Linked DNA regions of Mus musculus: region 1 is linked to region 2. Evidence: chromatin loops called from intact Hi-C (ENCODE). Cell type or tissue: heart. All regions are shown on one strand.

What was found. Peaks named below come from ENCODE experiments on the same cell type or tissue, not always from the same donor. Only the 100,000 strongest peaks of a DNase experiment are listed, where the experiment ranks them.
Region 1: it touches region 2 in a loop (2.0-fold over the local background); 2 of 42 quality-filtered maps call a loop at or near these places.

Annotation. Positions count from the first base shown.
Region 1 is chr1:52,753,592-52,756,091 of GRCm38, forward strand. No RefSeq gene overlaps it. Among named protein-coding and RNA genes, the nearest start is that of Mfsd6, 28 kb to the left of the region's middle. In heart, no CTCF peak of the experiment used is centred here; no DNase peak of the experiment used is centred here.
Region 2 is chr1:52,954,300-52,956,799 of GRCm38, forward strand. It overlaps a transcript of 1700019D03Rik not described here. Among named protein-coding and RNA genes, the nearest start is that of 1700019D03Rik, 2.7 kb to the left of the region's middle. In heart, a CTCF peak has its summit at 1,053 (motif pointing left); no DNase peak of the experiment used is centred here; H3K27me3 peaks cover 612 bases.

The sequences.
Region 1 (2,500 bases), 200 kb before region 2:
AGAGCAGGATCATATTGACTGCAGCCCCTGTTATGTTCAGCATGTTCTAGGTTTGTTAATCCTAAAGAATTCCACAGAATTTTAATTCCATCAACTTAAAGGTCAATATGAACTGTTCTGACTAAAATATCTGGAGTCAGGGCTGACCACTGGATGGCATGTCCTGCATGTACACATGAACTTTTTTTTTTTTTTAATAAGCCTACTCTTCCAAATGTTTGATGCCATAGCCCCAGGCCCAATTCTGAGCTATGGTCCTGATCGATCAATACTAAGATGTGTGTTCAATAAACAATCTCTATCTGACTTAGATCAGTCTTCCTGTGTTTTGTGGAGCAGATCCTAGACCACAACAAATTCACCCTGCTTTGTCATTTCCTTTATCTGGTTGTGGGTAACGCAGAACCACTGTTACTACATTGTCTGTGAATAAAAAGACCTTAGTGAGGGGCTTGGGGAGGAAGATGCATGAGTCCCTGAAGACATCAGAGCAGGGTTTCTGCTCTGGACCAAACCATTCATTCCCCTTCTGTGAGAAACCACTTTGATCTTATGTAATTGTTCAGGCATTTCTGTCACTTGCAATTAAAGCTAACACATACTGATAGAAAGTGACTTTCAGATGGACTTCCTGTGGATAGAAGGCCTACCTCAGAGTCTGCCTATGGATGCAGTGATGTTGTCACACTCTCACCGTCCTAACACTTCAGAACCGTGTATAAGCCATTACAGGGCTAAAACTGCTTTATGGAACTCTCTTCCATTAGCACTTATAGATAGATCTCTCATGGAGGGGTGTGGCCTGTGTGTGAGTATGAGCTGTAGCTAAGGGGCCAAAGTCAATCGAAAGGCTGACACTATGAGAAGCATATTAAGACTTTGGACACAGGGGCTGAGAAAGTGGTACAGTTGGTACAGTTCTTGTGCAAGAATGAGGACCTGACTTCAGTTCCCCATCTGAAAAGGCTTGGCATGGCTGCCTGAATCTGTGACCCTAGTGCTTGGGCAGAGATTGGCACACAAAGAGGCAGATCTTGGAGTGGTCCATGAGTCTGTCTGAATCAGTGAATTCAAGGTCCAGTGAGACACTTTGTTTCAAAATTTAGTGATGAAGAAAGAAACCCAATACTGATGTCAACCTACTCAAGCACATGCTCACTCTATCTCTGTGTCTCCGTCGTCTCGGTCGTCTCGGTCATCTCCATCGTCTCCCTCTCCCTCCCCCTCCCCCTCCCCCTCCGGACTAGGGGAAAGAAGAAAAATCTAAAGGTATGGGACAGAGGTAGAGAGAACAAGAGGAAATAATGGGACCAAGAAATACAAACTGTTGCATTTTGTTTTCTTTCACAGAAAATCTAAATTGAACTATATATGTATAAAATAAATTAATTTGAGATGATGAATGTGTGCATGGGCTACCAAAGTAGTTTCTTTAGTTCCTTTGTGATAGGCAGTGCTTACTAGATACCAGACAAGGTGCCTGGGTCCCTTCTCACTTGGTGACTTAACATGCCCACAGTATATAGTCCTGGATTTTGACCAACGAGTTTATGACAAAGCATTCATATGCTGAGTGAAGTACATCCTGGAACTTCTCATTCTTTTCTGTTTACTTCTTAATACTCTCTGCTACAGTGAACCTGTGCTCTGTTCAAGGACTTGATTATCTAACTAAGGGGTTTATGTTGAGTAGGTATGATTATAGGTATCCAATACATTTACATGTTTTCACACACGCATGCACAATACAAAACATGAAAGCAGAAGGAGTAATATGGGAGGGAAACAAAGAACAACAAAAGGGAGGGGAATGGATGGATACAGGAGAGCAAAGTATTGTAGATGCTTGTATTACAAATGCTAATTGCATTCCTCAACACTGCTCACAGAAGTGTCTGCGTATAAGACACAGAGGGACCCTGCCCCCAGTTGGTTCTGATTGGTAAATAAAGATGACAGCAGCCAATGGGCGGTTAGGGCAGACAGAGGTGGGACTTGAGCTTTTCCTGGGCTTGGGACAGAGAGAGGAAGGAGGAAGAAGAGATCTGCCTTGTTAGGAGATGGAGGAGGAGAAGGAGAAGGAGAAGGAGAAGGAGGAGGAGGAGGAGGAGGAGGAGGAGGAGGAGGAGGAGGAGGAGGAGGAGAAGGAGAAGGAGAAGGAGAAGGAGAAGGAGAAGGAGAAGGAGAAGGAGAAGGAGAAGGAGAAGGAGAAGGAGAAGGAGAAGGAGAAGGAGAAGGAGAAGGAGAAGGAGAAGGAGACGACATCATGCCTGAGAAGAGTGGAGGACAGGGAGTCATGGTTGCCATGTGAAAGAGCCAGGAGAATGTGGCCCAGAGTGCAGCCGAGTTACACTGGGTCTAGAGCAGCCAAGGCAGAATATAGAATTTAGTAAGTGATAACTTGGGATTATCAGAGGGAGGTGTATTAACCACATGGAGGTTAGGAACTGGCCAAATTATTGTGCTGTTTAAGGCTTATCAAAAATATAAAGGCTGTGTG
Region 2 (2,500 bases):
TAAATGGAGCATGCATTCACATACATTTCAAGCACACTGTGCTAAATAATTATGATTAAATGCAATGTTATTTGCTTGCTTTTATCTTTCTCAGTTCAGTCAACCGATGTTGCTATTATTTTAAGTGATCTCTAGCCCAATCCTGAGTGACAAGTGTTAGGCCTTGATGGGCTCTGGGAGAGAAGAAATTTGTAGCTATCCATCCTAGTTAGCAGGGCAGAGAAGAAAATGTTAGTCTCTGGCTTCCGTCATAATGGAACTCCAGACACAAGCATATTACTTTCTTTATGTGAGTGTGTGTTGGAGAGTATGTGTGTGTACATGCCTGTGTGTGTGGGTGTGTGCCCGTGACTGCAGGTGGAGGCCAAAAGTCCATGTCAGATGTTTTATTCTATTACTCTCCTCCTATTGTGACAAAGGGTCTTTCACTGAACCTGGGGCTGGTGAATGTGGCTAGACTGACTTGCCAGCAAGCCCCTGGGCTTCTGACTTCCTCTTCCCAGCACTGAGGTACAGGCACACTGTGACACCTGGGGTTTTACATGGGTGCTCAGGATCTCAATTCTAGTGTCCTATTTGCACAGCAAGCACTTTAGCCACTGGACTATCTCCCTAGCCCCAAGTGTAAGCTAATTCTGCTCTATTCGAGGTCACACTGGATCATCTTTATGAGGAGTCATCTACTCTTAACCTTTGGTCTAAGAAAGAAGCTGACACCAGAGGAGAAAGGTCTGGCACCATACTGTGATTGTCAGATCCAGGCCTGACCCTCCTCTCCTCTCCATGGATGGTCAAGAGTTTGTCTTAGAGACTGCACCAGTGTCGGGCTACCCTGATGGATGCACAATGGGCTGAGGATGGGAGACAATCCTCAGGTTCCCCAGCATTGCACACAGCCAGTCTTCTTGGTATACCCCTCTCCCCTCCCTCCTCACATCCAGAAGCCGGATTCCAAGCCAGTGGTGACTTTTCTCTGGAGATTGGAGGTTGGTTTTGATCGATATGAATGGAAAGGAGTTGGATAGAAGGCTACTGCAGAGAATCTGGCGCCCTCTGCCGATGGGGCTTGAGGATATTCAGGCTAAAATGGTCTCTGCAGTCATGGACTTTTCTTACATGTGCCAGGATTTTATTCAGATTTGACAGAGAGCTCCAGATACCTGTCTGTGAGTAGGTGAAAGACACACGTTTTTCAGACCCAGACCTGGGTTTTGAAATGGAAAGATTTACAATACAGGAAATTGTAATACATGTTGATCCTTTAAAAATACTTGTTTTATGTGTATAGATGTTTTGCCTGTATGTATTTCTGTGCATCTAGACATAAGTCTGGTACCTAGAAGAGAGTCAGATCCCCTGAGATTAGAGTTACAGACAGTTGTGAGCTGCCGTAGAACTGGAGTCTCTGCGAGAACAGTCTGTGCTCTTAACTGCTGAGACTTCTCACCAGCCACACATGTTGATTCTTGAACATGTTCTGTAGTCCAAGCAAGCAAGACACCTAAGAATGCTTCTTTGTGAAGAGCTCTTTGAGTATGAAAATAGCATCCAACTTTCTTCCTGCAAACTTACACAGCCTTCCCACTCCTCCCAGCTGACCCTGTGCCTAAGAAGGCTTTGAAGCTCAGTGCCAACCTCAATCATACTGCTGTGAGAAAGTTCTTTTCTAATAGTTCACCAAATCAAAGGCCAAAACAACACCTCACAAGGGCCCAGGTGTGTGTGTGCGTATGTGTGTTTGCACGTGTGTGTGCACTCTCACACACACACCCCTGTGTATTCGTGAAATGTGGATATGAGACAATGGTAAATCTTGAAGTGATCATTGTTGCCACATTTATTATTTATATGTCACACTGTATTACACGTTTTATATTTTTCTTGAGGTTATATGTGCTTTTAAGTGTGATTCAATTTCCATTACCTCACTGCCTACAGTGTTTAAATCAGTTTGTGTGATGTTATCAAAATACTTGAGTCTTTCCTTGGGATTCTGTGTACCATGCAAGGATCGGTGACTCTCTCTGTGGCCATCAGTTAAGAAAACAGTTTAATTTTATTAAAGATTCTCCTCAGAAATCAAATCAACTCTCAAAGATCTGATAAGTTGGTACTTGAAGAATTTCAGGAAATTCAGCATAAGAAACTGCCTACCTAGAAACATTTTATGGCTTAGGATTTATCATTTAGCTGTTAACCTCTGATGGAAAACAAGCTGCTGTAACTAGTCATTGAGCAGCTGTGAGTTGAGACCCACAAAGCCTTCTACAATAAATAGTCCATGCGGCGATGGTTCCTGTTTTAAATAGAAGGCAATGGGAAATACAAGGCAACTACTGATGTACGCTTGGACTTATATTTGAATCCAGGCCTGACTCCAAAGCCAATGCAGTTCACATTGCTTTCCAAAGGCTCACTGGCCTGCTAAATCTGGCCTTGGTTCTAAGTAACAATCTTTCCCATCTAGCTCCTAGTCCTTCAGCCCATGTGGGCAATGTCC